Linked DNA regions of Homo sapiens: region 1 is linked to region 2. Evidence: chromatin loops called from intact Hi-C (ENCODE). Cell type or tissue: PC-9. All regions are shown on one strand. Links, peaks and the distances in the headings refer to the core of each region. The heading gives the core; the rest is flanking DNA.

Region 1 (16,098 bases), core at 3,128-11,127, 130 kb after region 2:
AATCTGAAATTGCAGGCATAATTACATAACGTCTTACATGGTTGGCAGTTTCATGAGTGTTGGCTTTGTCTTCCTGACTGAGTTTCGGCTCCGTGACAGCTCAATGCCTTTTGTGTTCTCTCAGCATTGCCCAAAAGCATCTATCATGTGCTGGGAACACAGTAGGCTCCAGGTAAGCAGAACATGAAACAGACTTACGGAGCACAAGAGCTGGACAGGCTCCTGCAATTACCGAGTTCAACTCTCTCATTTCACAGATGGGGAGACTGGGAGAAAGAGAAACATATGCACTATGTGGAAATGTGTGCACGCTCCTACTACTGGGTTCTTGCATTGCACAGCAGGGACCTGGGCTCAGTTAAGATTTTCAGGTACTAACACCAAAGGTCCAGACATAGACTGAAATTAACCAGTGATGAACCTGGCCAACAGCAAGGTGAACAGAACACCGACACACAAACAACACAGGCACAGAAGAATGTCTGACATACATGAGTGGTATTCAGCACCCACCGCTTATTAAATTATGAAAACAGCGTAGCCTGGGACTAGACCGGACAGAGGCAGGAAAGCACAAAGATTAAGGGTGTGGGCTTTGGAGTGTGTGGATCCGGGTCTGAATCCCAGCTCTGCCACTTACCAGTGTGTGTTTAGGTTCCCTAACTGCGCCCACCGCCTCTACTGCCAGCCCAGCGTCCAAATAGCTAACACGAGAAAAAAACAATTTCCTCCTTATAGGATTACACAGATGAATTGGGATGAGGTATGTAAAATGCTTATCACAGTGCCTGCAGTGGGGATTGAAAGGTCACCAACCAGAGAGAAAGCAAGGAAGAAAGCACTTGGCACCTAACAGCTGGGACAAGGGAGAAACCTGAAGCTTAGAGATGTAGATTCAAGAGCCATCCATTTCCGTGTGATCACCACGTGGTTGGGGGTGGGGGGTGGTGAGAAGCAAGAGCAAGCAGAGGAGTCTGAGGAGCACCCCTGAAGACAGTCATGCATGGGGAACAGGTAAGAAGGAAGAGCCAGGATGGGGTACAGCTCAGAAACACAAAGGGGGTCAGTTTTGAGAAGACTGTTCTATGATGTCAGATGCTGTGGAACTTGAAGACCATGTGAGGCTCGGGCTTAGTTTCAAAAGAGCAGGAGGCAGACGTCAAGGGTTGACAAGATGGTTGAAGCAGCAGATGGGCTACGCTTTGGCTGTTTTCCAGTGCAATTCAGGAGAGAAAGGGACAGTAGCTCCAGGGAGGGACAAGGTGAGCTCTGGGAAAGGCGAGCATGTTTGCAGGTCTGGAGGAAGAAGCCGAGGGAGAAGGATGGACTTCTAGATGCAAGAAAGAGGAGCTGGCATAGGAGTCGACATTTACTCCAGGCACTGTGCTAAATAAAAGATGCAACACATGTTGAATTTACTCATTACCACTACCTTAGGAGCTAGATGCTTTTATTATTTTATTTCATATTTTACAATGAGAAGACTAGGCAAAGAGAGGGTGCTTACAGACTGAATGAGCCCCCTCTAAAATTCGTATGTTGAAATCCTAACCCCCAATGTGATGGTATTAGGAGATAGGGATTTGGGCAGATAGAGCAGATGAATGGGGTTAATGTCCTCATAAAAAAGTCCCCAGAGTGCTCCCTGGCCTCTTCCACCAACTGAGGACTCAGAAGAAGACAACTGTCTATGAACCAGGAAGAGGGTTGTCCCCCAGACGTGGAATCTGCCAGCGCTTTGACCCAGGACTTCCAGCCTCCAGAACTGTGGGAAATAAAATTTATTAAAATTTATAAGCCACCCCGTCTATGGTAGTTTGTAATAGCAACCCAAATGGACTAAGACAGAGGTGAAATAGTTTACCCAGGTTAGCAGTAGGAGAATCTGAGATTTGAAGCCAAAAGCTCTGGCTTAAGAGTTCATGGCTTTTACCCAAAGGGCCAGTCTGCTAGAGTTTCTGGAGGTGGGAAGAGAAGGCTTTCAAAGTTTGGCTTTGGCAGGGGAGTGGAGAGCAAAGATGGAGAAAAACAGCAAGGTGGGAATGAGGAAGTTTAAGCCACATGATCTCCATCTTCTCAGGTAGGAAGAGATCAAGAGCTGAGACTGAGGGCTGTGTGAATGGACTTGGGAACTTACGAAGTGTAGATGAGGTTTGCAATAGTCAGTGAGGATACTGGGATGAGAGGCAGCTGACACACATGGAGGATGCCAAGTAGCAGATGAAGTCAAAGGGCATGGATTTAATGGATCCAGCAGTCCCAAGACAGGGTCAGAGAAATGGGACAGTAAAGTTTAATCCAGGATGGGGCTGACAAAAGTCAAAGGAGTTGAGAGAGGGAGATTGTAGGGCACAAAGAAGGGCATGATAGCTGGCATAATGGGGAGGGGCGGTATTTTCAACATCATGTCATCCATACCAACAAGTGCAAAGGTGAGGACAGGGCGAGCAGCCATGATGTGTTATAGCTGAGGTTTCCTGACCAGCCCCCCGACCCAAAGGCACCCTAATTACAAAGGTGCCCAAAAGCACCCACCGCCCATCCCAAACTAAGTCGTCTTGGTTCATAACTCTGCTGCCCAATATCGTAGCCACCAACTACATGTTAGTGGCTAACTAACTACATGTTACTTAACTAACTACTGAGCACTTGAAATGTAGCTAGTCTGAATTAAAATGTGCTGTAAGTGTAAAGTACACCTGAATTTCAAAGACTTAATATGAAAAAATGAATATAAAATTTCTCTTTTTTTGGTACTGATCACATGGTGAAATGATAATATTTTGGATATATTGGGTTAAATAAAATATATTAAAATTAATTTCACCTGTTTTCTTTTTATTTTCTTTAATGTACTCCTAGAAAACTTAAAATGTATTTCAAATTCTTTTTCTTTTTTTCTTTTTTTTTGAGACAGGCTCTCATTCTGTCACCCAGGCTGAAGTGCAATGGTGCAATCTCAGCTCACTGGAACTTCCGTCTCCCAGGTTCAAGCGATTCTCCAACCTCAGCCTCCCAAGTAGCTGGGACTACAGGCACACACCACCATGCCTCGCTAATTTTTGTATTTTTTGGTAGAGACAGGGTTTCCGCATGTTGGCCAGGCTGGTCTTGAACTCCTGACCTCAAGTGATCTGCCCACCTTGGCCTCCCAAAATGCTGGGATTACAGGCATGAGCCACCATGCCCGGACCTTCAGATTCTATTTCTATTGGCAAGAGCTGGTCCATATACCAAATTTGGGCTAAATGAATGTTTTAGGCCCATTTAACCAAGACGTTGATCTGAATAGCAACAGAACTGATAAGTTTTGATTTGTTGGACATGGGAATGGAGTGCCAGGGAGCTGTGACCTGAAATAAGAAAGAGGTGCTCACTGGGATACCAGAAGCAGATTTTTATGATGTGCCACTGATGGGGGCAAGAAAAGGGCCAAACATCCAAAATGAGACCAAATGTCAAAAAAGCCCACAAGCCTTCCAGTGATGACAAGAAGGACCCTGGACCTGCTTCCAATCCAGGATTCTCCCCTTCTAGCTCTGCACTGGGCCTTAACTTCCCCAGCTCCTGTCTGCCCCCTCCACTGACCTCAGGTGACCTCCAAACTGCCCCACCCAGCCCCATCCTCTTCGCTTGCTCCCACCAGTCTCTTTAGGACACTAAGCCCAACAACCTCATGCATTCCAAAAAGCCTCTCCCAACCAGCCAGCACTGGGGCCGATTACCCGCCCCCTCGCCAACAGCCTCCCCTTTCAGGAGATTCCTGCCAACAATTAAGAAAGGAGGCAATATGATACAGCGCGACCGGCATGGCTTGTGAGCCAGGAAATCCAGATCCTAACTCAGATTTGTCCAATTTCTGCTGTGTGAGTTTAAGGCATATCACAACTTCTCTGGGCCTCAGCTGCTTATCTGCTACCTACCACTACTGTCCTAAGTCTATAGACTTGCCAGAGGGTTCAATGAGATAATGGGAGTACAAGTGCTTTGCTAAAGACGAAGTGATATCCAAATGAAAGGGAATATTGTAATCTAGAGAGGGAAGCAGAAGAGATGTGAAAACGGAAAAGGAGGGTGCAGGAAGGAGGTGTCACTTGCAAAGACAAGCTGTGAATCCCCTCCATTGTACTAAGAGGGGTTGACCTTTCCTACGGCAGGAGGGCACCTCCATCTCCCCAAGAGCCAGCACAGGCCAAAGCCTTCCTATCAGAGAACACCACATACCTACCTGGCTTCAGAAATTTTCCTGCAGCTGAATAAATAAAAGTGATTCCAGGGAAAATGTCCTAAACAAAACCCGAATGCAGCTGTTGATGAATTGCTTGAGATTTTTTTTTTCTTTTTTGAGACAGAGTCTCGCTTTGTCGCCCAGGCTGGAGTGAAATGGCGTGATCTCGGCTCACTGCAACCTCCGCTTCCCGGGTTCAAGCAATTCTCCTGCTTCAGCCTCCCAAGTAGCTGGGATTACAGGCGCCTGCCACCAAGCCTGGCTAATTTTTTTGTATTTTTAGTAGAGATGGGGTTTTGCCATGTTGGCCAGGCTGGTCTTGAACTCCTGACCTAAGGTGATCCACCTGCCTCAGCCTCCCAAAGTTCAGGGATTACAGGTGTGAGCCACCATGCCTGCCCCTGCTTGAGATTTTAATGTTAAACAGCACTGAAAGGAGGATTTTAAGCTCCACTGTGAAAGTTATAACTCATCCAAGGTTCACTGGCCCTCTGAACCCTCCTGCAACACGGTGAAGGAAGAAAAATCGGGAATCCAAAGAATGGAAGATGTTAAGCAGGGGTTGCTTTCTCCTGACACTGCATTGCGCTCTGATAACCCAGTACCCAAAAAGCTGCTTTGAACACATTCACATTTTATTTAACCCTCAGTAGAACCTTTGAAGGAAGGAATTATCATCTCCATTTAAAAGAACTGGCAACTAAGGTTTGGAGGTGCCCAGTGGGGATTCAGGACTAGCTCTTTCTATTTAGTAGTGTTTCCCATTACAGACTCTCTCTCTCTCTCTCTTTTTAACACAAGGTCCTGTTCTGCTGCCCAGGCTGGAGTGCAGTGGTGCCATCATGGCTCACTGTGGCCTCAAACTCCTGGCCTCAAGCGATCCTTCTGGTTCAGTCTCCTAAGTAGGTGGGACTACAGGCATGTGCCACCATGCCCAGCTAATTTTTATTTTTATGTTTTGTAGAGATAGGGGTCTCACTATGTTGCCCAGGCTGGTTTCAAACTGCTGGCCTCAAGCGATCCTCCTGCCTCAGCCTCTGAAAGCATTGGGATTACAGGCATGAGTCACTGCACCTAGACCACAGACTTTCTTTACTCAGACCCAGACATAATTAATGACTTGCAATATGTTCAAGATGGAGTATGAGGAAAAAAACAGCAGGACAATAGGTAAGCCCCATTTTTATTTAAAAAATTTTCTATACAAATATATCTGGATATGTATCTAGCTCTATATAAGAATATGTAGTTACATATCATATATATACAGTGCCAAACTAGATCAATTTCCTCCAAACTGGTCTATATGCTCTAACCACCAGTTCTTGACAGTTTAAAGTTTTTGCCTTTATATGCTTCTACATTATTTTATTATTATCATTTTTTAAACAGATTCTCTATCCCTGTTGCTCAGGCAGAGGTGCAGTGGCATGATCATAACTCATTACCTCTATATATTTTTCAATGTTTGCTGCTAACTGGTATGATATTTATAATAATTTTTAATAAAAAAATTCCCAATAGTGTTCACAAAGCCTTTCAAATTGTAAAGGCCACCCCCTCCAACATACACATTATTTAGAGGAATAGTAATATAATATAACATAATAATAATTTCTTTTCCTCTCCTCCTTTTCCAAATTATTCCTAAAAATTCTCTTTGTATTAGTTTCTGTAGCAATTAAACACACAAACACACAGAAACATTTCACTCTGTCCTTCTTTTTAAGCTTAAAAGGATAATAAAGTAAGATAGTAAACATCTTACAATACAATAAATATTGGCCAAGGGTGGGTGTTTTGGTGTCATCCCCAGTAAAGATGCCAGACACTGCAGCTGAAAGCAAACAGGCCTACCCGTCATTCCATCTTTCCAGATGTCCTGGCCCCACCTTCACTTCGTCCAGGTTCCTTCCCAGGCCATCATGCAGGAAGCATCCCATTTGCCCCACCTAACTGCTTCTCAACCCACAATCAAAATTTTCCTGAGGAGTCCGGTGCGGTGGCTCACACCTGTAATCTCAGCACTTTGGGAGGCTGAGGTGGGTAGATCGCCTGAGGTCAGGAGTTCGAGACCAGCCGGGCCAACATGGTGAAACCTTGTCCTACTAAAAATACAAAAATTAGCCGGACGTCGTGGTGCACACCTGCAGTCCCAGCTACTTGGGAGGCTGAGGAAGGAGAATGGCTTGAATCCAGGAGGCAGAGGTTGCAGTGAGCTGAGATCGCAGCACTGCACTCCAGCCTGGGTGACAGAAAGAGACTCTGCCAAAAAAAAAAAAAAAAAAATTCCTGAGGAGTAGTTAAAATTCATTTCCTAATCTGATAAACAGACTATAATGTGAATAGTTTAGAATTTCCTTTCTCCTCCCCTGTAACACATTAACATTCTGAGAACATTGTAATAACTCCACAGTAAGCTTATGGCAGAGATTTCAGACAAGCCAGTTGGCTGTGGGACCCCAGCCATCACCGAAGGTCCACTGCTCACCTTCCAGCCAGGTGTGGCCATGGTGGGAGTGACTCAAGGCTAGTGTTGCCAGACCTGATTTTTTTTTTTTTTCAAAAGAAGCTAGACATGTAGATTTATGTAAAATCTGATTTTTAAATGTTGACAGAATTCTTCTTTTTTAAAAAATGCTATGAAGGTCAAACAGAACCCAAATGCAAGCCAAATGCCACCCATGTGCCTGCCAGCTAGGCCCTGAAGGCTGTCTCTGCATACCTCTCTAGCCTCATCTCCAATTCCTCTGCCCTTCATAAATGCCACTCACACCTCACCCCCTGCCTTAACACCCCTGTGCCTTTGCTCACCCCGTATCCACCCTGTAGGATGCCCTTTTTTGTCTTTTCTATCAGACTGGCAAGTGGCAGGTTGCAGCTTGGTCTCTGGGCCCCAGGAACCAGCATTCACCTCTGCCTGCCCTTTGCTCCTGGTCTCTAGCGCCCTAGGGAAAAGTGTTTTCTGCATGATTCAGGCTCTGCTTTGGAAGGCTAACTACAGTTATGATGGATGACAGTGGGGACGCACCTTCCCCAGAGGCTAACAGGAAAGCCGGCTGGAGAGGCTCACACAGGCGCCTGCATGGAGAGGGGCCTAATGACCTCCTATTGCCCAGGGCGGCTGCCTGGCCAGATAATGTGCCTTCTGCAGTCAGGACAAGAGCAGGGGTGGGAGGATCCTGTAGAGAGCCCTGAAGTGAGTCTATGCTGGTTACCAGAAAACTCCTGAGCAGCTGCACCCCCTACCCCTCCTCACTCACCAGCCAGGAGCCTGGGCCAGGTGCTCCTGCTCCTGATCTCTCTCCTGGTCCAGGTTGGAGAGAACTATCCTGGTCTCAGGAGGAATCACAAAGAATCTAGCCAGGCTGACATTCTCAAAAGCCCAGCCACCCTCTCAAAGGAGCAGTTTCCAGCACCCACCAACACTCATCCCAAGATCAGAGGGTTAAGGAAAACTCTGGTTTCCTGCTACCACCACCACAACCACCACCCCCAAAGTCAAGCCAGGGAGGGAACACCGAGGGCACCTCTCCCCAGGGAACTCAGCACCTCAGAGAACTTGCCTAGAAGGCAACGATCTGGGAAAAATGTCACAGGGCCCAAACCCTCCCAGAGAAAGGCAGATTCCTAAGTCCCCTCCCACCCAGACTTGGCATCTAAGCAGCTGGGGTGGAGGAGCAGGGTCCCCCTGACTTCTGATTCTCCTGCCTCTTTTTCCTCCATCTCCTCCCTTAGGGACCGTCCCAGAACCTCCCTTGGGGCTCCCAGGGGCTTTCAATCCTCACCTCCAGGATAACTTGAAGAATACCAGGTGTTTTAGCCTGTCTGGGCTGCTATCACAAACTACCATAAGATGGGTGGCTTCCAAACAAAAGATGTGTGTATGTCTCACCGTTCTGGAGGCTCGGAGAATGCCATCAGCGTGCCAGCATGGCTGGGTTCTGGTGGGGTCCCTCTTTCAGCTTGCAGACTGTTGGCATCTGGCGTGTCCTCACATGACAGAAGGGTTGACAGAGCTCTCTCTTCTAAGAGCACTATCCCATTTGTGAGGGCTCCACCTTCATGACCTAAGTTACCTCCCAAAGATTGCATGTCCTAATACCATCACATTGGGGATTAGAACATCAACATATGAATTCTGGGAGGATACCAGCTTTCAGACCACAGCACCAGGCTCTCATTGAGAATCCCAGGCAGACCTGGTAGCATCCACAGGCAGTTTAGCTCAATAAATCCTCGACACACCAGTGAAGTAGGATCTTTTACCCTATTTTAAAGGCAAGAAAGTTAACTTCAAAACCACTTTATAATTAGAAAGGAAAAAGAAACCTTCAACTGAAAGAAGACTACATTACTTAAATTTTTTTAAAAAAGCTAATTTTATTAACTAGTTATTATGTGCCAAGGGCTTTAAGTGCACTATCTCATTTCATCTTGGGTAACCCTATAATACAATCTTTTTTGTCCCCATTTTACAGATAGGAAGCTGAGGATAGGGCAGCGATGTGACTTAGCCAAGGCCAGGGGAATTTCACTCTTCCACGGGCCACACTGCGATGGACTAACAGGTTCTCCTTCCAGGTAACACATCTACATTTTAACAAGAGCTGCCTGGAGAAGACAAAGTAGCCCAAAGCAATGGTTCAAAAGCGGGGAATTTCTCTGCCAGTGGGCAGAGCTCTCAGGGCAGGAGCCTTTTGGCACCAGCAAGCATCACCCGAAGGCGGCCACCCACAGGCCTGGCTGACACAGGGCTCCATTCAGCAGTCGGCAAAGCCAAGGGACATGGGGATAGAATGAAGAAGAGGATTAAGTCAGGGAAGGCCAGCCCCGAGGCAGGCACTACAGCAAGGCAAGCAAGCACCTGAAGAAGAATGTGCTCCTCCCCTGTTCCCTTGTCCAAAATATCAGTCACTTAACCACGTGGAATCATCAGTCCCAGGGCAGGGCAGCAAACTGGGGCAAAAGTCCTCACTCAGCTCAGTCATTCAATCCCCTTGCCACCCAGGGCCTGCCACCTGCCCTCTCTGGTTCGCTCCTCAGTTGTAAGACAAGGGGGACGATCTAGGTAAGTGGTAAGGTTTCTTCCACCCTCAACTAATACAAAATTGCGTAGGAGCCTAGTGCATCTGGCACTTGGAGCAGCAGCATTAATGGCCAAGGTAGGATGCAGGGAGGACTGGAGAGAGAGGGAGAAAGCAGCAGGGGCCAAAGAAAGGTGAGGGACAAGCTCTAGGTGACGGAGACCAGAAAAGGGGTTTGGGGGGCTGGGGTGCCAAGAATGGGCAAATTCCCTGAAAGGGGGAATGAAAGAAACAATTCATTTGCTTTTATCAAGGTTCTACTGAGAAGGCCTCCATGACAGATGCGGCACTGGGCACTGGGAAGGGGAGAAGGAGCTTCTATACAGAGGGACAGCCATGCACAGCAATAGCAATTAGCTCTTCACAAGGCCAGAGCCAGGTACTATGATGAGTAGTGCCTGCTGCTCATGTTGGAGAGAAATCAGGGAAGCCTTCCTAAAAGAGCTCACCTGAGAAGATGGGGACAATTTCACCCAGTCTAAGTCTAGTTCCTCCCACCCAAATGGAAAGAACTACCCAAAATGGCGCTGAAGCACTAGAGGGAGAATAGGTAAAATTAGGCAAGCACCATTATCTCCATTTCACAAATACAAAAACTGAGGTTCAGCATGGTCATGGCCAGGTAGCAGAGCTGGCATTAGAACCCATTCTGCCTGACTCCACAGCTTTTGCTTGTAATTTCTATTCTGTCATCACTCCTGCAGACTGTATGCCTGTGAGTGGGTTAAGGGTGGGAGGGGAAGGAACTGGCGTGAGAACAAGCAAAGGCCAGAGAGATGGATTGGGGAAGATGAGGATGGATAGTAAGCACTTTCCTACCAAAAGAATATGGCAGCCAGAGCTTTCCCAAACACACTCTTCCCAGTTGCCTGTAGTAGGTTTCAAGAACAAGTTTCTAGAATCAGGCAGATGCAGGCTGAGCTCCTGGCTCCACCACTTGATATCTCGGGTACCCTAGAGCAAGTGTTTAACCTCTTAGAGCTTCACTTTGCTCACCAATACAACGGGAATGATAACAGTCATACCTTATTGAGTAGTGGGTAAAGATGAAACAACTGCTATATTCAAAGGTCTTGGCACGGTGTCTGGCACAAGTTCGATAAAAGGTAGCAAAAAAAAACACAACCACTACTCTAATAAATATTGCTCCAGTAGACGCTCCTGTTTCCTGGCTTCCTCCTCAAAATCACCATGGGGCCAGTCCTCCACATCCTCCCTCCTCCTCCTTTGCATACCCTCCATTTCAGAACCCACTTCAAAGCTACTTCTTCACCAGCTTCATCTCCTTCCTAGGATTCTAGTTTGCACTGGATCAAGGGATTCATCAGTTAGTCTACACAAACTCCTTAACCTCTCGGGATCATCATTGCGCGCTAGGTGGTTGTTCCAGTAGATTGCTTTGCATGGGATTAACCAAGCAATCAGCTCAGGGGCTGGTGGGTTTGTGGGCTGATAGAATTACCCGATGAGTCAGCCGTGTGTGCCTGCAATTTGTAAATTGACCTCTAGATAACATCAAAGTCTTCTACCCAAACCACAAATTCTGCGCTTTTGCAAATTTGCCAACAATTAAATAAAATTTACTACTCCTTAAGAATGTCTTCCACTAATTAGACAGTGACAGATGAGTATATAAAAAGTCAGGGTGAGGGAGGGTAGGAAATTGGGGATAAAGCTTACTGACTTCCTGTCGGGGGTCTTAACCTTTTTTGTGCCTTCATCCCTTTGGCAGACTGGTGAAGCCTATGGACTCTTTCTCAGAACATTTAAAAATGCATAAAATAAAATGCATAGCTTGACTACAAAGAAAACCAATAATATTGAAATATAATTAATAAAATTTTTTAAATTGTGTAATATAGTAATATATTCTTCTTTATTAATGCATTAAATAACAAGCTCTGGCAGCAGGTATAGTAACTACTATAAATACAAAGCCATCAGGGACATAAATAATATTTCAAGGTATCTGTCGCAGCTAAAATGTAACATGAAAATATCTGTGATTTCTAGTGGTGACAATGTCACAGGGACTGCAAATACACTGTGGATTGTTGCCTACATTCGTAATACAAGAAAATCCTAAATAAAGATGCTTTTTTTCCCCTATCCAAGTTTACAGACTCCTCTGAATTCTATACGGGAACCCCTTGGGGCTCTTGACCCTAAGTTAAGAATCTCTGTTAGATCCTTTATGGCTCAGTAAGTATTTCTACTGGGCACATTTCTGAGTTCCAGCTCACCCTTCTCTCCTTCTTGAAGAATCTCCACCCACACCCTTTCTGCCTCAAAAGTTCTTCACATAGGACTCTCTTCTGCCCACCCCTCTCATCCAACTGGCCCAAGGAGGACCCCTGCCACAGTGGCATCCCATGCCCTGGCTGCCTGGCACCTGCCAAGACAGAGACTGGAGAGAAAGCCTCACTTGCAGAGAACCAGCTCAGACATCAGGATGCTCTCTGGAACTTGAAGTCAGCAACAAAAGAGAGCTTCGTGCAATCGTAGGGCAAGGGGTGGGTTGGCAGGTGCTGTGTTAATCCATGGCACTTAGAATGTAGGCCAGTGACCAGCTGTACTGGAAGAATGACCTTGAACTCAAACTCCTCTCCACGGTATCAACTGCCTCAAGGATGCTTGGCCTCCTTCCAGACCTGTGCTTAGACATCAATACAGTGGTTCCCCCCCAAACCCCTGTTATCTGCAGTTTCGCTTTCTGAAGTTTCAGTTACCTATGGTTAATGAAGGTCCAAAAATATTAAGACATTTTGAGGGAGAGAGAGAAAGACCATATTCACATAGTTTTTGTTACAGTATTATTGTTATAATTGTTGTCTTTTGTTATTGTTGTTAATCTCTTACTGTGCTAATTTATAAATTAAACTTTATCACAGGTATGTATGCATAGGAAAAAGCATAGTATATATAGAGTTCAGTACTATCCATGGTTTTAGGCATCCACAGAGGGTCCTGGAATGTATCTCCCATGGGAAAGGAGGTACTACTGTACTGCATTTTATGGCTTCTCAGTCTCTTCCTGGAACCACAACTCAAGGGAGTCTCTGTTTTCTGTGTTACAAGAGCCCCAGGTCAGCACCATTTTATTAATATAGACAAAGAAGCTGAAGTTTAGTAAACTTGAATAATGTTCTCAGGCTCACGGGGATAATAAATGGTGAAGCCATTTTCCCTTTCTTTTCCTCTCACTCCCAAACACCCTATTATGGAGGGGCAGGTGGGTAATGCCTTTTGTTATTATTTTTTATTTCAAATCACACAAATGATCCATGAAAATAATCTCTTAAAAATTCAAACATTACACCGCATGTTCTCATTCATAAGTAAGAGTTGAACAATGAGAACACATGGACACGGGGAGGGGAACATCACATACTGGGGCCTGCTGAGGGTGAGGGGCAAGGGGAGGGAGAGCATTAGGACAAATACCTAATGCATGCGGGGCTTAAAACCTAGATGACGGGTTGATAGGTGCAGCAAACCACCATGGCACATGTATACCTACGTAACAAACCTGCACGTTCTGCACATGTATCCCCAAGCTAAAAGTAAAATAATAAATTTTTTTTTAAATTTAAACATTGATAAAATGCCCTCCCCATTCATACTCAACGTCGTACCTAATAACTGTAGACCCTGACCACACTATTATATTCAGCCACTACCGAACTTGCCATTCCGTCTTTTTGTTTTGTTTTGTTTTGATTTGTTTTGTTTTTGAGATGAAGTCTTGCTCTTGCCGCCCAGGCTGGAGTACAGTGGCGCGATCTCGGCTCACTGCAACTTCTGCCTCCTGGGTTCAAGCGATTCTCCTGCCTCAGCCTCCTGAGTAGCTGGGATTACAGGCATGTGCTACCATGCCCAGCTAATTTTTGTATTTTTAGTAGAGATGGGGTTTCTCCATGTTGGCCAGGCTGGTCTCGAACTCCTGACCTCAGGTGATTGGCCTGCCTCAGCCTCCCAAAGTGCTGGCATTAAGGTGTGAGCCACTGCGCCCAGCCTCCATTCTGTCTTTTAAACCTTTCCCCAGGAGTAGGATGGCTACATTTTCCAAGGCAGAAGGGAGAGCGGGGTGGGAAACACCGATGAACTGAGCGCAGCGCCTGAAAACACTCAGCCCTGCTGCCTGGTGCCCTGCTAGGAACATCCAAATCGATGGCACCGAGAGCTGGCGTCTCCGGGCTGCTGGGCAGAAACCAGGATGTGGAGGGGAATCGGCACCGAAGGCTGCTCTTTTATCCTTGTGTGGAGCAAATTCTCCCTATGCTGTATTTCTCTCCCCCCTTGTCATTTGACGTCAGAGCCACAAATTAGAAATACATACCAAAGGAAACTCTGCAGACACAAAGGATCCTTCCATGCAAAGGGGGAAAAGCCACAGCCACATTAAAAAAAAAAAAAATCTATCCAACCAACAAGTTTTATTTACTTTTGGGGAAAAAATGAGGAGAGTGATGGAACTGGGATTTGTGTTTTCTCCCACAATGCCTGTGTCTCCAGAAAGCTATTTGAGGGGGCAGAGCCCAGGGCCTGGGCGAGACAGTGAAGTGATCCTTTTGAAAACAGGACTTCTTTCTCTTGGAGAAGGAACGCTCGGCCAGCTTCTTCAGACGCCACCAATCTATAACTGCCCATGTATCACATTCACCATCTACGTACTTTAAATCTTGGACAGCATTTATTTTATCCTGGAAACTGTGACAGCCCTGTTTTTAGCCGGAGGGCCCCTTTTCTCTCCTTTAATCCTACTTTGAAATATTATCTGTGTAGACTGCAGGCTGTTCACAGAAAGGCCCATTAGAAGCCTCTTAGTCCAAACTTGGTCTGGGAGATTGGCGTCCTGAGGCACAGAGAGGTTATGGACCAGCTGTAAATCACACAGCTGCTTGGCGGTGAATCTAGGCTCCAATCCCAGGATACACTGACCTCCAAACCCATGCCTCTTCCCACAAACTCTACTACAGTGTAGCACAAAGTGGTTAGCCGTCTGATCTCCAAAGACAGAGGGCTCTGTGAAATCCCAGTTTTATGGTCATTTAATATGGACCATGACCCTGGGCAAGTCACTTAACCTCTCTGAGCCTCGATTTCCTTACCTACACATTGGGGATTATGGCAGTAACTAACTCTAGGATAAGGGTGAGGCTTGACTATGCCAGGGATCGACACACATGTACATTATGATATTGTACTGTTCCTGTTTCACACACAATCGAGTGGCTCTGTGATAACTGTATCCACGCCATCATCCAGAAATTGGCAAGAAAGGATTGTTCTCAAACCCATTGTACAGATAGGAAAATTGAGTCCCCCCGCCCACAGATGACATAACTTGCACAACATCAGAGTTTTAAAAGTAAGTATATAGGTGGAGGCTGCAGTGAGCCATGTTCATGATACTGCACTCCAGCCTAGGTAACAGTGAGATCCTGTCTCAAAAATAAATAAATAAAAGTAAGCATATTCTCAGCACTAAGAAGTCCTAAATATCCTCCCCACCATACCTACCGAAGTGCAGGTTGAACTAGGAGTAAAAGTTGCCTCTTCCCTTCCCCCTGCAGAGCAGAGCCACGAGTGCACAAGCACATACTCCATGGCCCTGTCTTGTAAACTGGAATCAGCACGGGTCCTGGCACAGAGCAGAGGCTCAATGCAGTTTCAAAGAATGGGTGAATTCCTGAATCAATGAAAATCCCAATCTGCTAAGAAAGGGGCCAGGCAGGCAAGAGCTCTGGTAGCAGCAAGCAAGAACCCCGTTCTCTCCTTAGCCTGTTCTGCAGGAAGAAACCTTTGACAAGGTCAATAGCTGGGCCTCTGATCTCAATGGTCCACCAAGGGCGTCCCCCAGTCTGGCCCACATGGCCCAATCCAGGACCCAGGAGGTAACTGTGAAGCACAAGTGACCCTCCTCCAGCTAAAACAGATGTAATAATATTGCAGGCAAAGGGCGGTGAACAGGCCAGGGAGAGGGCCCATCTGTCTTCCTAATTGTCAACTCTGCCCATAATATTTTTCTCCCTGTCACACCTTAGGCTGCTACTGAACTGAAGCAAAACCAAGATATCCATCTTCCAGCCATGAGCAGTGGCCTTCATAAAGTACCAGGAACGAAAAGAGGCTGCTTGGCTAAGAGAAGCAGACAGAGCTGGAAGGAGCTTTAAACTGCAAGTCAGGAGCTTAGGAATCCCTACTCATAGCCAGCTGTGGGTACTTAGGCAGTCATCGCACCTCACTGAGCATCCATTTTCTGTAAAATTGAAGTCCAAAGTTTTGGAAATGGGTTAATGGAGCAGGGAGGTGTGAATCATGTAATATTGTATGCAAGATATTTTAGGTTTTATGCAGTTGGAGGAGAGTATCCATAATTTTCATCAGAATCTCAAAGATATATGCAATAACCACCATCCCCTCCCCATATAAAAAAGTTAAGAAATACTGGACAGGACAGTTTCCATCCAACAAGCATTTTTTGAACACCTTCTATGTGCCCTGCTCTGTGCTAGGTACTTGGAGAGCCCTGTTTTTAAGGTGCTCAGTGTAGCTGATGTTTGCTGTGACAGAAGCATGTCCAGGGAGCTTTAGGAACAAAGAGAAAGCAGCATTTGCCTCTATCTTGTCAGGAAGGGCCTTCTGCAGGGGAAAAAACCTTATGTTTAATGCCGAAGTTCAAAGCTAAGAGTGCATTCACTGGGTGGGCAAGAATAATATTTCAGACCAAGGGTAGTAGTATGTGCAAAGGCAACGCGTGGCCCAGGAACCACTTGAAGC
Region 2 (11,685 bases), core at 1-8,000:
AGAATCACCTTCCCTTTCCAGGTCTTTTCCTGATCCAGAGAGATTAACTAGAGTCTGGCACCTTTTAAGGCTTGATAAGAGACATTTACCATCTGTTCTACATAATAAGAACCTTGGTTTCCACAACCCCTTATCTTAACCCAGATACTCCTTTCTATTGATTCCTAGCCTTTAGATAATAACTCTTTCAACCAAATGCCAATCAGAAAATCTTTGTATCCACCTATCCCATCTTTCTGAACCAAACCAATGCATACCTTACGTGTCTAGATTGATGCTTATGTCTCCCTAAAACGTGTAAAACCAACCTGTAACCCAACACCTTGGGCACATGTTCTCAGGACCTCTTGAGATTTTGCCTTGGGCCTTGGTCACTCATACTTGGCTCAGAATAAATCTCTTCAAATTGTTTACAAGGTTTGTTTTCCCTGACTTATGAGAGCACAGCATCCACACATTGTGCAAAATGCCTTGTTCTTCAAGACTCAGTTCCCTATTACAACTTCCAAGAAACTTTTCCCCAGACATCCTCTGCAAGTTTTGCTAATGCAACTTCCTCTGCCATTCCATGAAACCTGTTGCTTGCTTATTTTTACCTTTTCAATTAACATGTTGTGTTAAAATTACCTGTTTACAGAATCTATCTTTCCCAGGAGATGCTGTAATTGCCCAATGGATTCACCTTGCCCACTGCTGTTGGGGTGATCAGACCCAACACCAGGTCATGGGGACGACGAAGTCCGGCGGAGTCAAAGGAATGATTAAAAAGACAGTTTGAGAGAAGTGGGCCCAGGGGGCCATCGTGTGAGGCTGCGAAGGCCCCAAGCTCTGGGAGCCCACGCTATTTATTGGTGCTCAAAGAAACAGGTGGTGAGGATGTGGGGTTTGAAAAGAAACAGTGTATCAAGTGAATGAGAGACATATGGCTACTTGAGATAATGGCAGTGCTGGAAGCAAGGAGCCAGCAAGTCTAGCACACATGCAAGCTCTGCCTCAGCTTCTCTCCCAACACTCAGCTTTTCTCCCAACATGCCCCCCTTCTCTTTTTTGTAAAAACCGCCACAGCTATCATTATTACTAGCATAAGGTGGCCTCTTTCTAAAATTAATTGAGCAAGGCAATCACAGGCTGTGCAGCCCTTAATTGCCAGTTGGTGATCCAGCTTCATTTTTCTTAGCCCTTATTCAAAATGGAGTCGCTCTGGTTTGAATGCTTCCTACATATTTCCCCTTTCCCTTTTACAGAGGACCCTTAATCCTAGGGGTTGCAGAAGGATGAAGGTCCACCTTCTGTAACTTCATGCTGAATAGGGGCGATGATACTCCTGCCTACCTATTAGGGTCTCTTGTATTCAGGGTAGAGAGGAGTTCAGTCAGAAAGCATTGGTTCGTTAAGTATCTATAGGTAAAACCCTGGCACTCCAGCACTTTCTCAGCATGGCTCATACTAGGGGAACCCAGTCCATGGTTGGGATCCATGGGTCCTTCCAGTCTCCTGTTCCATGGTCGTACACATCTTGAGGGCACCTACGTGGTTTGTTCATCTCCTGCAAAAACACAAGCATACCTTCACCCCCATGTTAGTAAATCTACTGAAACAGAAGCAAAAACGTTTGTGGCTGTAGCTGGGAGGCATGCTATTGCTGAAGCATTTGTAACTCAGCTTCTGCCTCTTTGGTTAATTACCATGGGGCAAAACTTACTGTTGATAACGAGAAGCAGGCCCCTTCTAACAGAAGGCACAGAGAAAGCAAATCAAGGCTTAAAAGCAATCCTTAAACCTTCAATTTGCACTGTACAGGTGGGTCCACTAGATGTTGTGGTTCATGATAGAACTTTAGATGTTTGGTGGGCACCCACACAGGCACCTGATTGTCACCTGGAGAGACACAAGCAAATCCTCTTCCCCATAAAATTATCTTTCCTTTTTCCCAGTTCTTTGTATGTGCATCCCTCTACCATATATCTTGTCCAGCCTTTTTATTTTCCTTTTGTCCTGTCAGGAGTTGTTCAGCTGCCGTAATGGGTTGATCTTTTTGTAAACTTAAAAAATTTAATGTTAATAAAGCTAAATGCAATTGCATATGCGGTGTCTTATATTCCTGGTCCCCTTTTGCTTTTGTATTTGAGTTTTTAAAGTACTATATTAGCTCTTTCCACTATTGCTTGTCCTCGTGAGTTATACGGAATACCTGCAGTATGGGTAATATTCCATTGTTGAAAAAATGTAGCCATGGCTTTACTATAGTATCCTGGGCTGTTACCAGTTTTGATTTTTTCGGGGATTCCCATAACTGAAAAGCAAGATAAAAGATGTCCTTTAACATGAGCTGTAGCTTACCCTGTTTGACATGTGGCCCAGATAAAATGTGAATAGGTACCTACTGAAACATGAACAAAGGACAATTTTCCAAAAGCAGGAATATGTGTTACATCCATCTGCCAGATGGAATTTGGAGATAAACCTCTACGGTTAACTCCTGGTCCTTGATGTGGCAGATGCAGGACTTAGCAGGCAGAACAGTGTTGCACAATTTCTTTAGCTTGTTTCCATGATAGACCATATCTTTTTCTAATGCCTGCGGCATTAAGATGGGTTAAAGAATGAAATGTTTGTGCATCAGCAAAGGCTGCAGACAACAATGCATCCGCCCTTTGATTAAGTTTAGTTAAAGGGCCGAGGAGGTTAGTATGTGCTCTCATATGAGTGATACAGAAAGGTGAATGCCTTTATTGTATTGTTTGCTGTAAAGAATGAAATAAAAGATAAAGTTGTTCATCAGTCACATTTCGAGTTAAGGCACATTCAATCCAGTATTTTGGGATCATTGTTGGGGAGAGCAGCCCTGGTTATAGTGTGCCCATGGGTTGAATCACAGCATTAACAGCCCTTAAATCTGTTAACATTCTCCACTTACCAGCTTTTTTCTTAATGACAAATACAGGAGAATTCCAAGGGGAGAAAGTAGGCTCTATATGTCCCTCTTGCAATTGTTCCTGCAACAGTTCTTTTAAAGCCTCCAGTTTTTCCTGTTTCCGCAGCCATTGCTCCACCCAAACCAGTTTGGCAGTTAGCCAAACAAGAGGAATGGGAGCCGGAGGCTCAACAATGGCCGCTCCTAAAAATGGCACCACAATCTGGTCCGACCTGTTTGCCCTTTTAATTCTAAAGGTTCTGATTGGTCATTTATCTTTTTCTAGTCCTTTTCCCAGGCGATATCCCATATTTTTCATCATTTGTCTACTATTATTACTATATTGATCCGTAGGAATAGATATTTCAGCATCCCATTGTTGCAATAAGTCTCTACCCCATATATTGACAGGAAGAGGTGTAATGATAGGCTGAATTGTCCCTTCCTGACCATCCAGCCCTTGACATGGTAAAATCAAAGAACTCTGAAAAACTTCCGAGGCAGCTCCTACTCCAACAATACCAATGGATGCCTTTCGCTTAGGCCAGTGCCAGGGCCATTGATTTACAGCAATAATAGAGACATCAGCTCCAGTATCTACTAGTCCTTCAGAATCTTTTCCCTGAATGGTTACTGTGCAAATAGGTCTTTTGTCAGACACTTGATTAACCCAATACACAGCCTTTCCTGCTGGATTAGTATTACCAAAGCCTCCTATTCTTTTCACTGTGCTGCTTCCTAGCTTTATGTAAGGTTAACAGCAACAACTGAGCAATTCTCTCTCCTGGGGAGGCAGACCACAGAGTCGAGGAACTAATAACTAATTTAATTTCTCCAGTATAATCAGAGTCAATTATTCCTCTATGTACAGTAACACCTTTTAAATTTAGACTAGATCTTCCAAGTAATAGACCGACTGTTCCTGACGGTAAGGGTCCCCTAACTCCCATGGGGACCTTCTCTGGTGGCTCCCCAAGAAGTAAGGAGATGGGAATTGTGCTGTAGAGGTCTACAGGCAGCAGCACTGCCTGCTGAGGCGGGGGACAATTGTTTTACATTTGTAAGGGCACTGGCTGTGCCGGGTATGCCTCGGTTTGTTGAGGGGCTTGAGGTGGGCCCCTCTTCCCGTTTCCTGAAATAGGTTGTCCATCTTTGCTAAATTTAGAATGACAATGATTTCCCCAGTGATTGCCTTTCTTATACCAGGGACATATACCGGGACTTTTCTGTTGATTGATGGCAGTAGTTTTTGCCTTTTGATTTCCTTTTCTACATTCCTTTCTTGTATGTCCAAATTGCCCACAATTAAAGCAAGAGCCTGAGAAATGGGGCATACTCCTTCCTACTCTTAATCCAGCCATAGCCCAAGCTAAAACAGTAGCCTTATGTAAGTTACCTTCAATGCCATCACAAGCCTTAATATATTCAGCTAAATGAGCCTTCCCTCTCAGGGGTCTAATAGCAGTTTGACACTCTGCATTAGCATTATCGTATGCAAGAAGCTGTATTACAACATCCTGAGCCGTTTTATCAGTTATGGCTTTATACACAGCCTCTTGGAACCAAGCAATAAAATCAACATATGGTTCTTTACGTCCTTGTCGGACAGAACTGAAAGAAGGATATTTTTCCCTCGTAACATTTATCCTTTCCCACGCCTGTAAGCACACAAAGCGCAGCTGAACAATGGCAACATCCTCCATTACTGCTTGATTCTCTAACCGACCCCAATTAGGGCCAACTCCCATTAACTGTTCAAAGGAAACAGGCACAGGTGGCTGTGCTTGTATGTTTTCCCTTGTCTGAGTTTGAGCTTCATCAGCCCACCAGGTTTTAAACTGCAAGTACTGAGATAGAGTGAGAACAGATTTTGTCAAAGTATCCCAATCATACAGTGTTAACCTGTTATCAAGAGTCATATTTTTAAATAAAGTTTGCACAAAAGGAGGGTTCGGTCCGTATTAATGGTTTGCTTAAATTCCTTTAGTAACTTAAAAGGAAAAGCGGCCCAATTAGTTATATTCTGTCCTCCTTGCTGGATTATAGTAATGGGAAATTGCCATGCTTCAAGGTCTCCCTTGGCTGTAGCTTTTTGAATAGAATTTTGTATAGTACCACCAATCGCTCCAGGTTTTAATGTTGCAACTACAGAAGCAGTAAGTTTTTCAGCTAATTTCTTTTCTTGCCCATTAAGGGGAGAGACAGGAGGTGGCCATTCACTTAATTCAGCAGGTGGAAGCGATGGGCTAGTAAAACATATTTTTATTTTCCTTTCTTTTCTTTAATCTCCTCTGGTAGCTGTTGCTCACACTCAGAATCTGAAGTTAGTTTTTTACACTTGTCCTCTTTCTCATCTGAATCTGCCTCATCATCTGTTTGAAATGGCTCAAGAGCCGTCTTTATTAGCACCCACACTGACCAAATGAAAACTGGAATTTCTGCTCCCTCTTTATATGCCTTTTTAAAATCTCTTCCAATTCTCTCCCATTCATCCAACTCCACAGTCCCTTGTTCAGGAAACCATGGACAAAACTGCTTTACTGTACTAAAGAGTGATAACAAATTCTGAGTACTAACTTACTCCCCCTCTTCGTAATAAATGCCTTAAGAAATGTAAATAAGCGGAATGTCTGCTTTCACTTTGTCCCATTGTTACTCTGGTTCTTCCAAGTGCTCAGCTTTCCTGTCAAGCTTCTTTTAGACCCCATGCTCTAGCGTTGCTTCACTGGGGTCTTTGTCACCCCACGTTGGGCAGCCAGGAATGTTGGGGTGATCAGACCCAACACCAGGTCGTGGGGGCAACGAAGTCGGCAGAGTCAAAGGATTGAGAAAAAGACAGTTTGAGAGAGAGAAGTGGGACCAGAGGTCCATTGCTATTGTGGAGGCTGCTAAGGCCCCAAGCTCTGGGAGCCCACACTATTTATTGGTAATCCAACAAAGAAACAGGTGGTGAGGATGTGGGGGTTGAAAGGAAACAGTGTATCAAGTGAATGAGAAACATATGGCTGCTTGACATAATGGCAGTGCTAGAAGCAAGGAGCCAGCAAGTCTAGGACACATGCAAGCCCTGCCTCAGCTTCTCTCCCAACACTCAGCTTTTCTCCCAACAACTGCCTAGACAGAGCACATTTATCAAGACAGGGGAATTGCAATAGAGAAAGAGTAATTCATGCAGAGCCGGCTGTGTGGGAGACCGGACTTTTCTTATTACTCTAATCAGTCTCCCCGAGCATTCGGGAAGCAGAGTTTTTAAGGATAACTTGGTGGGTTGGGGGAAGCCAATGAGCCAGGAGTGCTGATTGGTCAGGGATGAAAACATAAGGAGCTGAAGCTGTCTTCTTGCACTGAGTCAGTTCCTGGGTGGGGGCCACAAGATCAAATGAGCCAGTGTATTGATCTGGGTGGTACCTGCTGATCCATCAATTGCAAGGTCTGCAAAATATCTCAAGCACTGATCTTAGGAGCAGTTCAGGGAGGGTCAGAACTCGGTAGCCTCCAGCTGCGTGACTCCTAAACCATAGTTTCTTTTTTTTTTTTTTTTTTTTTGAAATGGAGTCTTGCTCTGTTGCCCAGGCTGGAATGCAGTGGCACGATTTCAGCTCACTGCAACTTCCACCCCCCGGGTTCAAGCAATTCTCCTGCCTTGGCCTCCCTGGTAGCTGGGACTACAGGCATGCGCCACCACCCCCGGGTAATTTTTGTATTTTTAGTAGAGACGGGCTTTCACCATGTTGGCCAGGCTGGTCTGGAACTCCTGACCTCAAATGATCCCAAAGAGCCTCAGCCTCCCAAAGAGCTGGGATTACAGGCATGAGCCACCGTGCCCGGCTTCTAAACCATAGTTTCTAATCTTGTGGCTAGCATTCGTCTTACAAAGGCAATCTAGGCCCCCGGCAAGAAGGAGGTCTGCTTTGAGAAAGGGCTGTCATTGTCTTTGTTTTAAACTATAAATTAAGTTTCTCTCAAAGTTAGTTCAGCCTATGCCCAGGAATGAACAGGGACAGCTTGGAGGTTAGAAGCAAGATAGAGCTGATTAGGTTAGATCTCTTTCACTGTCTCAGTCATAATTTTGCAAAGGCGGTTTCAATGCTAGACTATGAACTACTGCCAGGCTATGAGCTACTACATGAGCCATAGGCTATCAGCTACTGCTTTCCTACATATCAGGAATAGACTAGGGGAAAAGTATCATTCACAATAGTAATGAACATCAATTTTACAATTTTACTCAGGAATAATATATATATATATAATATATATATTTTAAACAGGGTCTCACTCCAACACCCAGGTTGGAGTGCAGTGGTGCATTCTCAGCTCACTGCAGCCTCAACTTCCTGGGCTCACGTGATCCACCCACCACAGCCTCCTGAGTAGCTGGGACTACAGGTGCGTACCACCATGCCTGGGTAATTTTTACACTTTTTATAGAGATAGGGTTTCGTCATGTTGTCCAGGTTGGTCTTGAACCCCTGGACTCAAGCCATCCTCTAGTCTCGACCTCCCAAAGTGCTGGGCTTACAGGCATGAGCCACTGCACCCAGCTATTCAAGAATAATATCTACAAAAAAAAAATGTGTAAGATCTATTTCAGAGAAAAAAAAACATGCAAAAAGTTTAAACAGCTGGGCGTGGTGACTCATACCTGTAATCCCAGGGAGCCTGAGATGGGAGGATCCCTTGAGCCCAGAAGTTCAAGACTAGACTGGGCAACATAGTGAGACCTCATCTCTAATTTAAAGAATGAGGCCAGGCACGGTGGCTCACATTTGTATTCCTAGCACTTTGGGATGCCAAGGCAGGTGGATCACTTGAGGTCAGGAGTTCGAGACCATCCTGGCCAACATGGTGAAACCCCGTCTCTACCAAAACTACAAAAATTAGCTGTGCATGGTAGCACGTACCTGTAATCCCAGCTACTTGGGAGACTGAAGCAGGAGAATCTCTCGAGTCTGGGAGGCAGAAGTTTCAGTCAGCTGAGATGGTGCCACTGCACTCCACCCTGGGCAACAGAGTAAGACTCCATCTCAAAATTAATAAATAAATAATAAAAATTTTTAAAAACTTTAAACAAATGATGGCATTAACAATGTTAATAGTAAACATTTATGGGCTGGGCACGGTGGCTCACATCCGTAATCCCAACACTGGTAAGCAGAGGTGGGTGGATTGCTTGAGGTCAGGAGTTCAACACAAGCCTGGTCAACATGCCAAAACCCTATCACTACTAAAAATACAAAAATTAGCCAGCTGTGGCGGTGCATTCCTGTAATCCAAGCTACTCAGGGTGGCTGAGGCAAAAGAATTACTTCAACCTGGGAGGCAAAGGTTGCAGCAAGCTGAGATTGTGCCACTGCACTTCAGCCTGGGTAACACAGTGAGACCTTGTATAAAAAATAAAAATTAAAAAAAAAATTATGGAAGGCTTACTATGCCATAGGCACAATTTTAAGCACCTTTGCATGTTTGACTTTATTTAATCAACAATTCTATGAGGCTGATACCATAGTATTTCTCATTTTACAGGAAATAGGCACAAAGCAAGTTAAGTAACTTGCCTGAGATTTCATCTTCATTGCTGTAAAGCTTGAATAATACGTAATTCTTCCCCAATTAATTTTTATATAACTCAACTTTGATTAAAATTCCCAAAGAGGCCAGGCACGGTGGCTCACACCTGTAATCCCAGCACTTTGGGAGGCCAAGGTGAGCAGATCACCTGAGGTCAGGAGTTTGAGACCAGCCTGGCCAACATGGTGAAACCCCGTCTCTACTAAAAAGACAAAAATTAGCCGGGCATTATGGTGGACACCTGTAATCCCAGCTACTCTGGAGGCCAAGGCAGGAGAATTGCTTGAACCTGGGAGGTGGAGGTTGCAGTGAGCCGATACTGCGCCACTGCACTCCAGCCTGGGCGACAGGGCAAAACCCTGTCAAAAAAAAAAAAAAAAAAATCCTCAAAGAAAGAAAGTTCACAGATGTAAACAATTCATATTTTATATAAGCACATATGTACATAGAAAAAAATCTGAAAAATCTGGAAGAATGTACGTCAAAGTATTTGAGGTGATTTATGTTTGCTTCTCTATATTTTTCTTTTTTTTTTTTTTCTTGAGATGGAGTCTCCCTCAGTCACCCAGGCTGGAGCGCAGTGGCACGATCTCAGCTCACTGCAGCCTCCGCCTCCCGAGTTCCAAGGATTCTCCTGCCTCAGCCTCCTGAGTAGCTGGAATTACAGGTGCCCACCACAACACCCGGCTAATTTTTTTATTTTTAGTAGAGACGGGGTTTCACCATGTTGGCCAGGCTGGTTTCAAACTCCTGACCTCAGGTGATCTGCCTGCCTTAGCCTCCCAAAGTGCTGGGATTACAGACATGATCCACCATGCCAGGCCTGCTTCTATATACTTTTCTTTAAAAAACAAAAAACAAAAGTGCAGTGGCGCCATCTCGGCTGACTGCAACCTCTGCCTCCCAGGTTCAAGAGATTTCCTGCCTCAGCCTCCCAAGTACCTTGAATTACAGCCTGCACCACCACACCTGGCTAATTTTGTATTTTTAGTAGGGACGGTGTTTCACCATGTTAGCCAGGCTGGTCTCGAACTTCTGATCTCAGGTGATCCGCCCACTTCGGCCTCCCAAAGTGCTGAGATTACAGATGTGAACCACCACACCCCCGGGCGTTTGTTTGTTTGTTTGTTTTTTCTTGTTTTTTTTTTTTGTTTTTTTTTGTTTTTGTTTTTCAGACAGAGTCTCACTCCTCACCCAGGCTGGAGTGCAGTGGCGAGATCTCAGCTCACTGCAACTCCGCCTCCCAGGTTCAAGCAATTCTCCTGCCTCAGCCTCCCGAGTAGCTGGGATTATAGGTGCCTGCCACCATGTCCAGCTAACTTTTGTATTTTTTGGCAGAGACAGGGTTTTGCCATGTTGGCCAGGCTGGTATTGAACTGACTTCAAGTGATCCGCCTGCCTAGGCCTCCCAAATGCTGGGATTACAGGAATGAGCCACTGCACCTGGCTTGTTTTTTGTTGTTGTTTGTTTGTTTTTGTTGTTGTTGTTGTTGTTTGTGAGATGGAGTTTTGGTCTTGTTGCCCAGGCTGGAGTGCAATGGTGCGATCTCAGCTCATCGCCACCTCCACTTCCTGGGTTCAAGCGACTCTCCTGTCTCAGCCTCCCAAGTAGCTGCGATTACAGGCATCCATCACCACACACAGCTAATTTTTAGTAGAGTCAGGGTTTCTCCATGTTGGTCAGGCTGGTCTCGAACTCCTGACTTCAGGTGATCCACCCGCCTCGGCCTCCCAAAGTGCTGGGATTACAGGCATGAGCCACTGCGCCCAGCTTTGTTTGTTTTTTAATAACAGAGTCTCACTGCATTGCCCAGGCTGGACTGGAGTGCAGTAGCACAATCACAGCTTGCTACAACCTCAAACTCCTGGATTCAAGTGATCCTCCCACCTCAGCCCCCCAGGTAGCTGGGACTACAGGTGTGTGCCATCACACCCAGCTAATTGGGTCTTTACTTTTTAGTAAAGACAAGGTCTCACTTTGTTGCCCAGGATGGTCTCAAACTCCTGCGCTCAACCAGATTTTTCCCAGCAGAAATACCCCTATGAGTTAAGAAGTCCGGGTGCGGTGGCTCACGCTTGTAATCCCAACACTTTGGGAGGCCGAGGTGGCTCGCCTGAGGTCTGGAGTTCCAGGCCAGCCTGGCCAATATGGTGAAACCCAATCTCTACTAAAAATACAAAAAATTACGTAGGTGTGGTGGTGGGCACCTATAATCCTAGCAACTTGGGAGGCTGAGGCAGAAGAATCGCTTGAACCTTGGGGGCGGAGGTTGCAGTGAGCCGAGATCACGCTATTGGACTCCAGCCTGGGCAACAAGAGTGAAACTCCTTTTAAAAAAAATGAGTTCAGAAATGTCATCTTTTTACACAGTGGGAAAAGAAAGATTGAGGAAAAGGCAGGTAAGGGTAAGAAAAGGGAATCTCTCAGACCTCAGTCGCCTTTTTAGGGAGATTCGCTTAAAAATAGATATATGTTTAAGTTGAGGCTCAGAAAACTGGTCGCCTTAGGGTGACTGGGATGGAGTTGGGGCACCATGGCATGTTCACCTTTCCCTCAATTTTTCTTTTTTTTTTTTTTTGAGACGGAGTCTCGCACTGTCACTCAGGCTGGAGTGCAGTGGCGCAATCTCAGCTCACTGTAAGCTCCGCCTCCCGGGTTCAGGCCATTCTCCTGCCTCAGCCTCCCAAGTAGCTGGGACTGCAGGCGCCCGCCACCACGCCCAGCTAATTTTTGTATTTTTAGTAGAGACGGGGTTTCACCGTGTTAGCCAGGATGGGTCGATCTCCTGACCTCGTGATCCGCCTGCCTCGGCCTCCCAAAGTGCTGGGATTACAGGCGTGAGCCACCGCGCCCGGCCTCCCTCATTTTTTCTTGTCTCCCCCTCCTGCAGCTTCCTGATCACTAGCACAGAGGACCCAGCGCTGAGACTGTCTAAAGCCGTAGGATAGTCATGGAGAATTCACCATTACATCTGCCAGAAAGAGCAATGTATGGCTCTGTTCTTTTCTTAAACTCCCAATTTGGCTTCATGCCTTGTCTACTATGGACTTTGGCTCCTGAATCTTGGCAAAATTCTTCATGCTTAAATTATTGGCTTCAAAAATACTGGGCAGTTGCATTACCTGTCTACCTCCTTAGTACTATAGTAACCAGTTATGTACTCTTTTTTGGCACTAAAGTAATGAGTATCTCTCTCTCC

The links. Hi-C counts contacts between places; a loop is a spot of excess contacts. Peaks named below come from ENCODE experiments on the same cell type or tissue, not always from the same donor. Only the 100,000 strongest peaks of a DNase experiment are listed, where the experiment ranks them.
Region 1: it touches region 2 in a loop (7-fold over the local background); 4 of 110 quality-filtered maps call a loop at or near these places.

The regions. Positions count from the first base shown.
Region 1 is chr1:62,300,982-62,317,079 of GRCh38, forward strand. All of the region lies in intron 1 of KANK4 (KN motif and ankyrin repeat domains 4), which reads right to left. Among named protein-coding and RNA genes, the nearest start is that of KANK4, 10 kb to the right of the region's middle. RefSeq lists an enhancer at 7,495-8,181. In PC-9, for the core only: no CTCF peak of the experiment used is centred there; DNase peaks (open chromatin) are centred at 6,770, 7,260, 9,130, 10,770 and 1 weaker place; H3K27ac peaks cover 2,364 bases.
Region 2 is chr1:62,177,770-62,189,454 of GRCh38, forward strand. It overlaps the pseudogene PIGPP2. Among named protein-coding and RNA genes, the nearest start is that of L1TD1, 11 kb to the right of the region's middle. In PC-9, for the core only: no CTCF peak of the experiment used is centred there; a DNase peak (open chromatin) is centred at 3,052; H3K4me3 peaks cover 447 bases; H3K27ac peaks cover 930 bases.